Linked DNA regions of Homo sapiens: regions 2 and 3 are each linked to region 1. Evidence: chromatin contacts called from ENCODE Hi-C or POLR2A ChIA-PET data. All regions are on one chromosome and are shown on one strand. The core of a region is the stretch at or near the end of the contact, and the rest is flanking DNA. Distances in the headings are between cores, read along the strand shown. Region 1 overlaps TSHZ2 (teashirt zinc finger homeobox 2). Region 2 overlaps TSHZ2 (teashirt zinc finger homeobox 2). Region 3 overlaps TSHZ2 (teashirt zinc finger homeobox 2).

Region 1 (4,540 bases), core at 704-3,203:
GTTTTGTTTGTTTGTTTGTTTGTTTGTTTTTGAGATGGAGTTTCACTCTTGTTGCCCAGGCTGGAGTGCAATGGTGCGATCTCGGCTCACAGCAACCTCTGCCTCCCGGGTTCAAGCCATTCTCCTGACTCAGCCTCCCAAGTAGCTGGGATTACAGTCATGCCCGGCTAATTTTGTATTTTTAGTAGAGACAGGGTTTCTCCGTGTTGGTCAGGCTGGTCTCGAACTTCCAACCTCAGGTGATCCACCCACTTCCACCTCCCTACACTTTTCATTCCTGCCATCTGGAACCCTTCTCCTTCTTGGTCTACACATGGGGGGATGTGCTTTCTCACCATCTCAGTGACTTCATCCACTTTGGAACCTACCCCGATCATCTGATTAAAAATACTCCCTGTTCCCAGCCATCCTTGATCACCCCAGAGAACTTTCCACACTCTTGTTGTTCTTTAATTTGTCTACATGAATATTTCTCAACAACAAGTGTCAGTACCTTTTTCTCTCTCGATGCTGTTGTATTCACACCTGGTACAGGTAGATCTTTATTAAATATGTGTTAACCAAATAAATTGAACAAATATTTATAGGCCTCTTTCTGTGCACTTGACACTGCTCTAGGCACTGGGGATACAGCAGTGAACAAAACAAATAAAAATCTCTACTCTAGGAGGGAAAGACAGATACTAAGCAAAAGAGTGAATAGTTGGTCAACATGGTGAAACTCCGTCTCCACTAAAAACACAAAAAATTAGCTGGGTGTGGTGGCAGGCACCTGTAATTCCAGCTACTGGGGAGGCTAAGGCATGAGAATTGCTTGAACCTGGGAGGAGGAGGTTGCAGTGAGCAGAGATTGTGCCACTGCACTCTAGCCTGGGTGACAGAGCTAGACTCCATCTCAAACACACACACACACACACACACACACACACACACCAGTGAAGAGGGCCGGCTGTGGTGGCTCACACCTGTAATCTCAGCACTTTGGGAGGCCAAAGTGGGCGGATCACAAGGCCAGGAGATTGAGATCATCCTGGCTAACACAGTGAAACCCTGTCTCTACTAAAAATACAAAAATTAGCCAGGCGTGGAGGTGCAGGCCTGTAGCCCCAGCCACTCGGGAGGTTGAGGCAGGAGAATCGCTTGAACCCAGGAGGCGGAGGCTGCAGTGAGCCAAGATCGAGCCACTGCACTCCAGCCTGGAGACAGAGCAAGACTCCGTCTAAAAAAACAAAAACAGTGAATAGTTAGTTAGGACCTCAGGGAGAGATGCACAGTGGTGGTGGGGTAAAGCAATCAGCCCAGAGACGAGGCCTGTCTGACAAGGTGAGACCTGAATGAAGTAAAGGAGCAAGTCATGGTGATGTCTAGGAGAAACATGTTCCAGGAAGAAGCACAAAAGTCCTGGGGCAGAGTCATGTTGGTCAATTTGGAGCCGCATGGCACCTGTGTGGCTGGTGTGGAGGGAGGAGGGCTAAATCAGAGGGCAGGTGTGGGGTAAGTGGTGCAAAGGCTTGTGGGCTGTGCTAAATATCTCAGCCTTTGGTGTCAAATGCAATGGGAGCCATGGAAGGGTTTTGAGCCAAGGGGTGGCATGGATAAATGAATGAGGTTACACAACTTGAGAGCAGAGAAGCTGGGATACAAACTGGGCTCTCTGAGTGCAGTTTGCTCCCACCCCGTCCCCCCACCCATCATTGCTGCATCTGTCCCTGGCCACGTGTTCTTCCCTGTGCATTTTATCATCAAAGTGAGGCCTTAGCCTTTCACGGAAGCCTGGTTGTGGGGGCTTAGCCCTGACCTGGTGGCAGGGTCCATTTTGTTTTGTTTTTCCTGTTTGTTTGGGGACTTAGTGTCCACCCTTGGACCCAACGACCCTTACCCAGGTGCGGTGTCTTCCAGCTGATCCCACAGTGGGGCCCAGGTTGCATCAGCTCAGCCTTCCTTAGGCGCAGCATTTGCTCCCTCCCCGAGTTTGACACCCCACAGCCTGGCACGGTGCCAAGTATGAGTAAATTGGGCTCAGGGTTCCTGTTGTTCCTATTCACACAGCAGCTGCTTTCTTTACCGTGCCATGAACCTGATCTCCTGGCATTGTCAGTCAGCCCTCTCTTCTCAGGTGCCAAGGGGAAACGAAACTGGTTAGTCTCTGCAGGAAGCTGAGCCGTCTCCTAAGTGCCCACCCGGCTCCTTGTGCACTAATTACCAGACAGTGGACTGAACCTTTTGCATATTTTATTAGTGAGGACTCTAAGTTTCGAGTGATTGGAAACCCAGTGGGTTTAAATCAAGAAGATTAATTTATGGCCCATGTCTCCAAAAGGCCGGGGAGGCCTTGGCGTTGCCAAGTTGGACATAAGGGCTCAAATGACTCATCAGAATTAGGTCTTATTCTTTCCATCTCTGCTTTCTTCTGGAAACTTCTATTCTCAGGACCTAGCAAGATGCCAAAATCAGATTACATCCTAATATCTCAATAAGCCCAGATTTACTTTTTAACATTTCTAGTAGACATCTGGGAATTGAGTCTCCATGCCCAGTCCTAAGCCTGTTGCTTTGCCCAGGGAATGCAGTTCTCTGATCCGCCAGTTCTGGGTCACCCATTCAGCCCTGGAGCCAGCCTAGGAGTCAGCCCATGTGACCCTCCAGGACCAACGACATAAAGGGGACAGTTTCTCAAGGAAGACTAGGGTCAAATTACCAGATACTGGATAGGCTAATATAACAGATGCCAAGTCACGCTCACTCTTTTAGTTAATCCTCGGAGAACCCTGTGGCATAGTAATTATCCCACACTGCAGATGAAGAAGGTGAGGCCCAGAGAAGTTAAGCTGGCCAAAAGTATGCAGCTGGTAAGTGGCAGAGCCAGCATTTGAATACAGATTCGCCTTTCTGCAAAATCCATGCCACGAGTCTCCTGAAACTTGAAAGAAAAGTGTTAAAACAGGATCGAGATGATCCTTGATACCCACTGCCTAAAGCAGCCCTACTGGCATGAGCTCATTCCTTCTTCTAACTTCTTTGAAGCATTTCAGGTGAATTGGAAGTCTGTTTTCCAGGAAATCTGATTATGGTGGCAAGTTCCTCCCAGCAAGAACAGAGAGGAGCATTCTGAGATTTTCCTGGAAGGAAATAAGCCTCTCCTACATTGCAGCATATTACCCAAATGTGGGAAAAAAAAAACATATGCCCATGACATTCTCTTATATAAATGTGTGGGGGCATGTTTCAAAAGCATATATATTAATATCTTCTGTGTGTATGTATATAAATATAGGTATTTATCCCTCTGCTGGATTCATAAGCATCGAGTGATTCAAACATTAATTACAATCTCCTTGGTGAGGGAAAATATTTTTCCTTCTATCATGTTCATTTTAGGATCATCTGAAGTTCATCTTTTTAGAGGGTACTGAATCATCTGGCAACACAATGTTCTTTAATTGTTAGATTGTATACACATTTTGGCGTTACTTTTTCTGAACCTCCTACTCCCTTGATTTTTATTATTAACTGTGAGAAATCACTTCAGTGTGCTAGGCATATACATTCGTATATATACACACACTGCTATTATTATATATAATCTCAATAAATTCTGACAATGCTTTGAAAGAGGCAGTACTATTATTGTTATTATGGATGAGGAAAGTGAGTTTAAACAATTTGCCTAATGAAACATGAAGATCATAGGGAATGATGGAATTGGGACTCAAATTTCGAGTTCTTTCACTTCAGAAAGTGAAAGTCAGTTACTCAGCCTCAGAACAACTGACATTTATCCATGCTATTAACTACTACACTATTATGGAAGTAGAGAAGAAAAAAAAAAAAAAAACACTGGAATTCCAAGCTTCCAAGGCTACCAAGGAGGCTAAAACATCTATTGGGGATTTAGTGGAAAATTTGCGGAAATCTATCATTGTTATAAGTGCATATGTTTCGATCCAGCAATTCCACTAGAAATGCTGGCACAAATGTGCAAGGATGTAAATATAAAAAATATTCAATGCAGTATTGTTTATAGTAGGGAAAGCTGGAAATACTTAAATGTCCATCACTAAAAAGTCAGTTAAATAAATTAGAGTGCATGATTCCAGTGGAGTGCAGTGTCACTGTTTCTTAAAGTAGGCAGAACCTCTAAATACAGGCATGTGGACAGGTAAATAAGAAATATTTTAATTTTTTTAGGTTGGCAAAGAAAGCATAATTCCAGTTTTAGGGGAAAAAAGTTAGCATCTATGTCTGCATGGAGACGGGATAAAGGTGAATGTAAATTTGATTGTGCATAAAAAAATTGCTGGAAAAATATAAATGAAACTGGTAACAGTGGTTACATCAGGGAAGTTTTTATTCTGGGGAAGGGATGTTCAGTTATACTTTATATGCCTTATTTATACTGTTCTCAACAGGAGGTGGTTTTGCCTCTCAGGGGACATTACCAAATGTCCCCGTTTTTGTTGTCACAACTCAGGGAGTGGGGTTTGCTACTGGCATCTATTAGGTAGAGACCAGGAATACTGATAAATATTATCAATTACAC
Region 2 (4,540 bases), core at 1,131-3,630, 37 kb after region 1:
TGCCTTCTTTGCTGTGAAGCTCATGGACTGCTCTGTGCAAAGGATCTTTCTTTTTACCATTTTAATAGCCTGTGCAATGGGATTAAGAAAGATCTTGGGTTTTTCATTCAACAGATATTTTCATCATTAAAATGCTTACTGTTTTTGAGCACATAAGTGACTCTACTGGAATGGTAGTAGGAAAATAGGGACACGAAGGGGATTTGAAGTCAGATTATGAAAGCACTGCATGCCAAGCTATAAAAGGAGCGACAAATCAGGGAGGTTAGTTTCTGATACTAACCTTGGCAAACACAGAGAGGGGAGAAGCAAGTGCAAAAGCCCTAGATGAAAATGAGTTTGGATAGTATGTTCTAGAAACAGAAGGCAGCAGGACAGGTGAGAACTAAACAAGGCAGAGCGTGATAAGATATGAGAATGAAGGTGGAGGAAGGAGTAGGGTGATCACCAGCCCAGGCTGCTAGGAGACTGAGGGAGTTCTTGGGGTGATGGATTTTCAGTTTTTAAACTGGGAGAGTCCACGGCACACTGGGACAAGTCAGCCACCATCGGTGGGAGCCAGGTTCTGCTGGGACTGGGGACCATGGGAAGGAGTTTGGGCTGTACTTTACATGCAATGGGAGAGACTGAATGTGTTTTAAGTGGCACATTCTCAACTGCATTCAGTCTGGAGACTGAAACACTGATTCCTTGTTCTTTGGCAAGTCACCCAACCCCTCTTGACCTCGCTTTCCTCACTTCTAGCGAGAGGTGGTTACACCAGATGATCTTCAAGGTTCCTTTCGACTCTGAGACCCTAGGACACTTTTCACTTTGTTCTGTAGACAGAAAAGAGTGGTCAAGGATTACTGAGCAAAGGAATAACACAAAGAATTTTTTGAAGGATTAATCTGGCAGTAGTTTACAAAACTAATCACAGCAAAGAGAGATCTGAAGAAAACAGTTGAGCTCTTACAGTGATCCAAGCAAGAGATGATGAGAGCCTGGACTGGATGACAGCAGAAAGGATGATGGAGACAGGAAGGAAGGGTGGAGTGATATTAACCAGAAAAATTGCTGAATTTGCTGGCAAACTGCACATGGCTGATAATGGAGTCACCAAAGTGTGATTTAATTCATTCATTCATTTGTTCAACTTACTGAGGCCCTATTGTGTGCCAGGCACTGGATGAAAGTAGATGAGCAAGTCCTTGCCTTCACAGAGCTCACAATCTAGTGGGGAAACCAGTATCAGACTGCACGTTTCAGTTGTGCTTAATACTATGAAAGGACTGGGCCAGATTCCATACAAGCGATGCGGAGGTCCTGACCCAGTCTGAAGATCACTGAGGGCTTACTGAGATGAGTGATGTCAAAGCTCACAGCTAAAAAAGAAAAAAACAGCACTAAATTAGGTTGATGGTGGGAGGTGAGGGTGGAGCAGGCCATGGAGTGGAGAACATTTTAGGCACAGGTACCTTATTTGCTGACAACATGAGGCAGGAAGATGTTGCACATTCAATGAACTTAGGAAAACACAACCTGATGAAGGACTAGATGGAGGATCCTGGAAGGCTGGAAAGAGTTAAATTATAAAAGGGACTTGCAGATGCATAATTCATTTTGGACGCAATTCAGAGAGTGATGGGAAGTCATTAAAGAAAGAGTTATAAACAAGACCCTGATGTGCAGTTTCAGAGTTTTGCATTTTTGTATCCGGAAGAATCATGGTATTCCTAAGAGAACTCGGGCTTAGAGAGAGTGGAGAGGTAAATTCTGATGGAAAAGCAAAAGAGGGGAAAGGAAAAGTGTGACCAAGTGGAAGTAGTCTCTCAGGTGCTGAAGACACAAGTCTATGAGCTTAGCAGAGATGAGAGGTAAAGATAATGCTCTGGAGGCCAGGCACGATGGCCCATGCCTGTAATCCCAGCACTTTGGGAGGCTAAGGCGGGTGGGTCACTTGAGGTCAGGAGTTCGATACCAGCCTGGGCAACATGGTGAAACCCTGTATCTACTAAAATACAAAAAAAAAATAGCATGGTGGCGTGTGCGTGTAATCCCAGCTACTTGGGAGGCTGAGGCAGGAGAACCATTTGAACCCTGGAGGCAAAGGTTGCAGTGAGCCAAGATTGTGCCACTGCACTGCAGCCAGGATGACAGAGTAAGACTCTACCTCAAAAAAAAAAAAAAAAAGATAATACTCTGGGGATCATCTGTACAGTTGGAGCTGTGAGAGTGAATTAGTTTTGTTTGAGAAGGGAGAGTTAGCAAGGGGAGAAAAGATTGACAAGACCAGAGTCTTGGGACCTGTCCACATATTAGGAGCAATTCTGGATGATCCAGAGATAGAAAGGCAAACAGAAGGGAGGACGACCCAGGAGGTTTAGGCACATCATACACAGCAGCCAAGCCTGAGTCACACAGACAGGGTAGTGGAGGTATCAAATACTGCACAAAGGTCAAAGAAAAACAAAGCCTGACAAAAGGCCAGTCAGTGTGGCAATTAATAGATCATTCGTTATCGCTGAAAAGGAGGTTGGTGACTAATGTTTGGATTACATCACCTTGGACAAAATTAATAACAAATTTCCTGATAGTCACTTGCAAAGATGCAATGGAAATTGGCTGCTCACTCTCCCTGTCTGTTCTGAAATTTCTTAACTTTGTGAACACTCTAATCTCCTCTGAGTACTGCAGCAGAAAATTGAAATGTGCCCTGTGTACAATGTGGGTGAGTTTCTGTTACCCAAATCCTTACCTTTTAGATGTTTAGAATGTCAACTTCTCCAATTTACTGAATGCGTAGGCAGAGTTTGCATGACTGTTTCTGAGAGTGAATCTATCGGAAAGGAGGGAGAATGACATGCGAAGAGCTTCTATCAATCACGAATCCAGCTTTAGACTGCAAAATCTGTGTGTTCACGCTAAGAAAGGGAGATTTCCTGAAGTCAAAGATCTAAACCCAAAATCTAAAAACATATGAGTAAAGAGTTTTGCACTTAGGGGGATTACTCAGAATAGAGAAAATAATGTGGGTTTAACCATTTCATGACAGCTTTTTTTCTATTCCTTTGAATGAACACCTAGACATTTTTTAAATTAAAATTTTGAGTAATACTTGTTCATTGTAGAAGATTTGCCAAGTCCAAGAACTACAGTATGCCTGACACCTAATAAATACTCGTTAAATATTTCTTGAAAAAAGACATGAAATGGTACAAGATAAAACTGGATTAGAGGGACTCTGGCATATTTGGGATCATGTTAACACTTTTCGATGTGGTCTTTGAGCATGGAGGAATTATTATAGGTTTTTAGTCACAGGATTACATCATAAATTATCTTTGAAAAATACCCTGGCTGCATTTTGCTGGATGTATTGGAGTAGAATGAGGATGGATTCAAGGACAGCAGTGAGGTAGTTACTGTGATAATCAGGTGACAAAAAGATGGTGGCTTAGACTAGGCTGGCAGCAATAGAGATGTAGAGAAGTGGGTGGATTGAGATAGATTTGGTGGTAAAAATCAATAGAGCTTGGCTATATGGTAAATTTAGAGGTACGCTGGGAATAATGGAGTGGGGGAAAATTTTGGTAAAGGTAAAAATCGTAATTCCATTTGGGAACTGTTAAGTTTGATGTTCAAGAGTTAGGGAGAAGACCATTGGGTACTTATCTGGATTTCAACATAATACCCAATTACATCAATGTCAAAGTCCTAGCAAATAGAACATAATGAACCCCTGGCAGTGGACGAGCATGTTTAGGGTGAGATTATTGAGGAAGAAAGACTAAGCCCTGAGAAAGGCCAATATCCAACATTGAAAAGGAAAAAAGTCTGCAAAACATGAGCTTTTGGAGAGCGTGGAAGACTATCAACATAGGGTGATTGTCAAAATAGGAAGTAATAGAGAAGAGAGTGTCTCAAGAGGGAAAAAGTGGTTAGCTCTACTAACTACTTTTAGTAGAAGTCAGTAAGGTGCAAGTTGAAAAAATGCACACTGGACTTAACTTGGCTGAGCTCCTGGGTGAACTTAGTAAAAGCATTCACAGTAGACCAATGGGAGGAGAAGCCAGACTGGGTGGGTTGAAAAATAAATGAGAGATGAGAAATAGAGACAACAGTGTGCATATCTCATGCGGGTTGCCAGACAGTGGTTAACGTAGACAGTGACATGTTCACACTGGAAGAGGTTAATCTGCAGAGCAAGTGCAAAACCCTCTCAAATCGCTGCTATGTTTAAGGCATCTTAGCGCTACAGAGACAGAATAATCCTGTGTATTGGGAATACAGAAAGGAAAAAATCAGGAATGCAGAGACTTCAAGTCTTTAGAGGCCAAATTCCAAGGCTTTGGTCTGAGCCAGGCACTATTTCAAACAGCTGGATTATGTGCCAATATGCCTAACGAAGTGAATATCAGCTGGCCCCACACTGGTAATAAAACGATAATAACTCTATAAATAAATGTATTGAGTGCTGACTGTGCCCTCTATCACACTAGCCACTCTATACCCTTTATCTCATTTAATTTTCACAAAAGCACCAGCAGATAGCTACTAT
Region 3 (4,540 bases), core at 1,122-3,621, 40 kb before region 1:
ACATGTAGAAGCTCAATAAATATTTGTTCAGTGAACAGATGCGTGCTCTCAGGACATATAATTAGGAATATTGTAGGCGTATTGCTGGCTACTTAGTTTATCTCTTCAGGAATGTTCAAAACATTTCTAGAACTGTTTTCTGTTTATTCAATTCCAGGTGATGAGAAAATCAACTCAACCGAACTACTATTTTTAAGCACTTTCCACACATTCAGCATTATACCACTTAATCCTCACAACATTTTATAAATTTTATAAATGAATAAACTGAAACTTACAGCAGTGATTTCAGACTAGCAAAATGATGGCAGAGCTGAAAACCACGTTCTACTCTTCACTGCCACATTCCACTCTTCACTGCCACATTCCAAGACCCATGAGTCTGAGGCCTCATGCTCTCCCTTGGGTTGGAATCAGAGTGGTTCTCCAAGATGCACAGAGTTCCCGATTCACCTCCTTAACACAGATCTTTATTAAGCACACCACCTGGGTGCCAAGCACTGTTCTGTAGCAGCAGTAATGAGTAAGATCCATCAGGACCCTGCTCTCAGGGGACAGAAGCAACATATATACTTAAGATGCCATGTGGTTAAAAAGGGGCTAAGAAGAAAAACAAAGGGTGGCAAAGGGAGGGAAGGTGAGGGAAGGGGGCTATAAACCATAGAGCCTTTGCCTCCTTCATTTTTGTATCTGAGCACTTGGCTCAAGGGCCAGTGTGCGATAGGTCTCCTCAGTTAGCATCGGTTGATGACTGACTGACAGATGGAATCCAACATTTCCAAAGTGGGCTAAGCACCAGCTGGTGTCGTATGTGACCATAAAACTGAGCAGAGCAAACGGCCAGTCTAGAGATTGGGATTTCCTACCCTGTTGCCCAGATTTTCCTCCCTCTATCAGCCACTGGTTTGTGACTGGAATCATCAGAATCGCCTCTAGAGCTTTCAAAAAAAAGTCATGTGCTCAGCTTTTCCTTGGGCAAACTGGGATTTCTGGGGGTGGAAAACCAGCATGTGTGTTTTTAAAAAATCCTACAGTTAAGTCTGATGTGCTCAAATGGTTGAGATGCTGTATACCCCAACCATGTGAAATAATAACACCATCTAGCTTTCACTGAGTGCCTACTGTGTGCCAAGCCACATACTCAGTGGTTAACCAACCCCACTAAGAGAGAAGAAGATGGTGACGATGATGATGGTAATGAAAACAACAGCTAATATTTATTGAGTAATGTTGTTTGTGCCTGGTGTTATGCTAAACACTTATGATGTCCAAATAGTTCATCTTCGCAGACGTCCAATGAGTCTTTTTCTGTCTCACTCACCATTATAGACATTTCAGAGAAGGTTCAAGTAAGTATCAGATATATGTTTCAAGCAGGGGTTGACAAACTGTGACCTGTGAGCTAAACGCCACCTGTTTTTGTATGACCTATGGGTTAGAATGGTTTTTACATTTTTTAATGATTGGGAGGAAATGTGAAAATTAGTTTTCTTAGGTTATATAAGTACCTATATAATATCTTAAATTTTGTCTCTTGGCCTGCAAAGCTCAAATTTACTATTTGGTCCTTTATTGGAAAAGTTTGCTGGCTTCTGCCCTAGTGTATTTTTTTCCAACTTGTTGTATGTGTAGGACAGTCATATGAGTGATTGTTTTAGGTGGTAGAAGCATGAATTTTTAAAATAATTATGGTTTCATTTGCTGTGTAATAGAAGGGGAAAGTAAAACTAATATATTAAAACTGATTTCATGGATGTTACTGCTCAATCCAATGTAAAGAAAAAAATGAATCTTTTTGAAATCAATTTTTAAAAAATAATAATACAGGCAGTATGGAGATAAAACAGAAATCATGCAAGTTATAGAAATGGGATAAACACTGTTATAGGATCAGAAAGTGGGATGAATAGGGAAAAGTCAAAATAATGGAAACAATTTCACCTGGATGAGAAAGATAGGAGATGAGATGACGGAAGCTTTTTGCATTTTTAATATTCTGTGATTCTCAGTTTCTTAGAACCCTTGTTTTTCAGGACTTTTTGATCTCTTGAGGTCTCTTCCAGCGCTCTGATTCCATGAAAAGTTTCCTCGGGAGATACTGACACAAGCTGGGGGATGTCCAGGGTTCGTTATAGCTCAAGGCACAGTCTTCCTGTGTTTTTCCTTCTGCTGACTTAGAAAGACAGATGAGCAAACCTCAGATGGATTCAGAGGTTTGGTGGGGAAATCTGAGAGGCTCTCTAGTTCAGCCAGGAGTGGAAGAGGGGGACAGCCATCTGATAATGACTGTTGCTATTTTAAGACACAGATAGCAGAGATGAGGAGTAGCGTGATGAAAACTCACATTAAAACAACCAAGAGAGGCACAACAGGAACTCTATGAACCCCAGAGAGACCCGGTCTGGGTTTACAATGACAATGTTGTGTGTGCGTTCATGTGCGTGTGTGTGTGTGTGTGTGTGTGTGTGTGTGTGTGTGTGTGTGTGTGTGTTTGGGAGGGGGTGCTGATATTTTTTTAAATGCAGATGGTTTTGTTCTCTGTAGTTGAAGCTTCAGTTCAGCAGCTCTGAGACAAACAGGAAAGCCTGTGTTATTCTCTACAGGAACACATCAAAGGTAGTTTCTGGCAACAGTCAAAATGTATATCAAGGAAGGAGAAAGGATTCATGACCTGTTTGAACAACTAGTGTTAAAAACACATTCGAGAAGAAATAATGCTAGGTAGAGGATGAAAGGAAAATAGGAGAAAGGAAGACCCCTTGCTTCACTCAGACCTAAAGATGATTGTTTCTCACCATTGCTAGCTTTTTCAAGAATAAGGAAGCGAAAAAATCACCTGTCTCATTTATCATCTGACAGGGGAGCTAAACTCTGCTGGATGAAACTTTTTCTTTTGCCCCAGACTAAATAAAGCCCCACCTCGTCTTCTGTTTCATTTTGAAAGAAAAGAGGTAAAACATGCACAACTAAAACACTTGTTTAAAAGTGTGTGACATTTCAGGAAGGTTTAACGTTACGTATGTCTTCCCTATTGAGTTTCATAAACAGAGTATCATTGTTTGATAGTGGCATAGCTGTGGTTTTGAGAAGGCTTGTCTAGAACGGAGTTCCTGAGCTGCTTGGATGATATTTCACTGCTTTGATGGAGAACGGACTAAAGAACATCATTGTGACCTTTTTATCAAGGCTTAAAGGAAGTATAAAAAGAAAACGGAAGTTGTCAACACTCACCAGGCTCTATTGTGAGGCACACAACCAACCCAGGGAGGAAAATCTAAGGTTGCTTTTGTCACCTTAACTCACATCACTTCATTGTAGTACAAGTGAGAGCCGGAACTTATTGGACACTTACTCTGTGCCACACAGGCTTTGGGTGAATTTTTGCATTTTAATTCTCACCCCAGTAAAGAGACATAATGGTATCCATGTTAGAAATGACAAAGAGGCACACAGTGAAGTCAGGTGACTCGGCCAAGCTTCTGCAGCTGCTTAGAGGCCAGGCTGATCTACCTAGCCAGGGGTACCTGACTTCCAAGCCCGTGCTGTCGACCCTTCTGGTTTAACTCTGAGTAAATTTCATACTTTGTGGAGCGTCCATCAGCCAATCACAATCTAAAAATAATACAAAATGAAAGAAACTGTCATACATTATCTTTTTTTCATCTTCCTAACAAATAAGCTGGCATGATTATTCTTTCCATTACCCTGAAAAATAAACCAAGGCTCAAGGAGAGGTCATGGTCTGCCCCAAACCACAGCCTCCATTCTCTGGCTTGAAATCTTATGCTTTTACCCACCTTTTGATGTTACCTCTTAAGTGATGTTGCCAGAATTAGCAATAAAATAAATTTATAAAAAAGAAAATAAATATTTTTATTTATAAAAAATAAATTTATAAAAAAGAACAGGATGCACAGTTAAATTTGAATTTCAGATAATATAAAAGAATGTTTAGTATAAGGATGTCCAGTACAGTATTTGGGACCTACGGGCAAGCTTTAAAGAACATAAGTTTTATCACATTCTCCAGGTACGACGTGTGTATTAATAAATCAATAGAAGTTTATCTGTGAGCAGTTATCTCAGTTTTTTAATTCCTAAGTCTTCATGTTCTGAAGAAATGGCCATCACCTTGCATTCCCAGGGCCTATTGATTATGAGGCTTCATAAACCTTAGGACTTGAGAGAACAGCTGGGATTCCTTCCCAGTTGCTAACCAATGACTTCATAATGTAATGGACAGCTCTAAATTGTGCTTCTACGTTGTAGACATAATAAGAGACACACTAAAGGACAAATACATTATCTAATAAAGCTGCCTCGAGCTTAAGAGATAACAAAATGTCAAAACTAAATTCTTTTTCTAAGCACTTCCAGTATGAAATTTAGTTCACCGTCCAGGTACTGTCCTTCATTGTGGGGAGAAACATCCTGCCTGTCTACCTGGGGTTCTATTTTATTTCATCAGCCTCCTGTTTTTCTCCAGGGATGGTGTGTGTGTGTGTGTGTGTGTGTGTGTGTGTGTGTGTGTGAAATTTTT

What was found. A loop is a pair of places that touch in the nucleus more often than their neighbours do. ChIA-PET counts read pairs that join two places held with the same protein, here RNA polymerase II (POLR2A). Pooled maps may share reads with other maps.
Region 2: a map of endometrial microvascular endothelial cells shows a loop between it and region 1 (4-fold over the local background). The contact joins two enhancer-like sites. A Hi-C loop is called at or near these places in 6 of 168 maps with a recorded cell type or tissue (MCF 10A, chondrocyte, endometrial microvascular endothelial cells and 2 more), 3 of 37 single-sample maps with no recorded cell type and 10 of 50 pooled maps. POLR2A ChIA-PET finds 5 or more read pairs at or near these places in 7 of 52 experiments (HCT116, MCF 10A, OCI-LY7 and 3 more).
Region 3: a loop to region 1 is called in a map of OCI-LY7, with 4 times the contacts of the local background. The contact joins two enhancer-like sites. A Hi-C loop is called at or near these places in 3 of 168 maps with a recorded cell type or tissue (OCI-LY7, breast epithelium and naive thymus-derived CD4-positive, alpha-beta T cell) and 1 of 50 pooled maps. POLR2A ChIA-PET finds 5 or more read pairs at or near these places in 6 of 52 experiments (CD4-positive, alpha-beta T cell, OCI-LY7, activated T-cell and 2 more).

Annotation. Positions count from the first base shown.
Region 1 is chr20:53,038,883-53,043,422 of GRCh38, forward strand. All of the region lies in intron 1 of TSHZ2 (teashirt zinc finger homeobox 2), which reads left to right. Among named protein-coding and RNA genes, the nearest start is that of TSHZ2, 69 kb to the left of the region's middle. Within about 2 kb of position 1,954, at least 7 of the 41 ENCODE cell types and tissues checked have a DNase peak (open chromatin) inside an H3K27ac peak, as active enhancers do; they include OCI-LY7, where a contact is called at or near this core.
Region 2 is chr20:53,075,256-53,079,795 of GRCh38, forward strand. The region is part of intron 1 of TSHZ2 (teashirt zinc finger homeobox 2); the gene reads left to right. Among named protein-coding and RNA genes, the nearest start is that of TSHZ2, 110 kb to the left of the region's middle. Within about 2 kb of position 2,381, at least 5 of the 41 ENCODE cell types and tissues checked have a DNase peak (open chromatin) inside an H3K27ac peak, as active enhancers do.
Region 3 is chr20:52,998,765-53,003,304 of GRCh38, forward strand. All of the region lies in intron 1 of TSHZ2 (teashirt zinc finger homeobox 2), which reads left to right. Among named protein-coding and RNA genes, the nearest start is that of TSHZ2, 29 kb to the left of the region's middle. Within about 2 kb of position 2,372, at least 6 of the 41 ENCODE cell types and tissues checked have a DNase peak (open chromatin) inside an H3K27ac peak, as active enhancers do; they include OCI-LY7, where a contact is called at or near this core.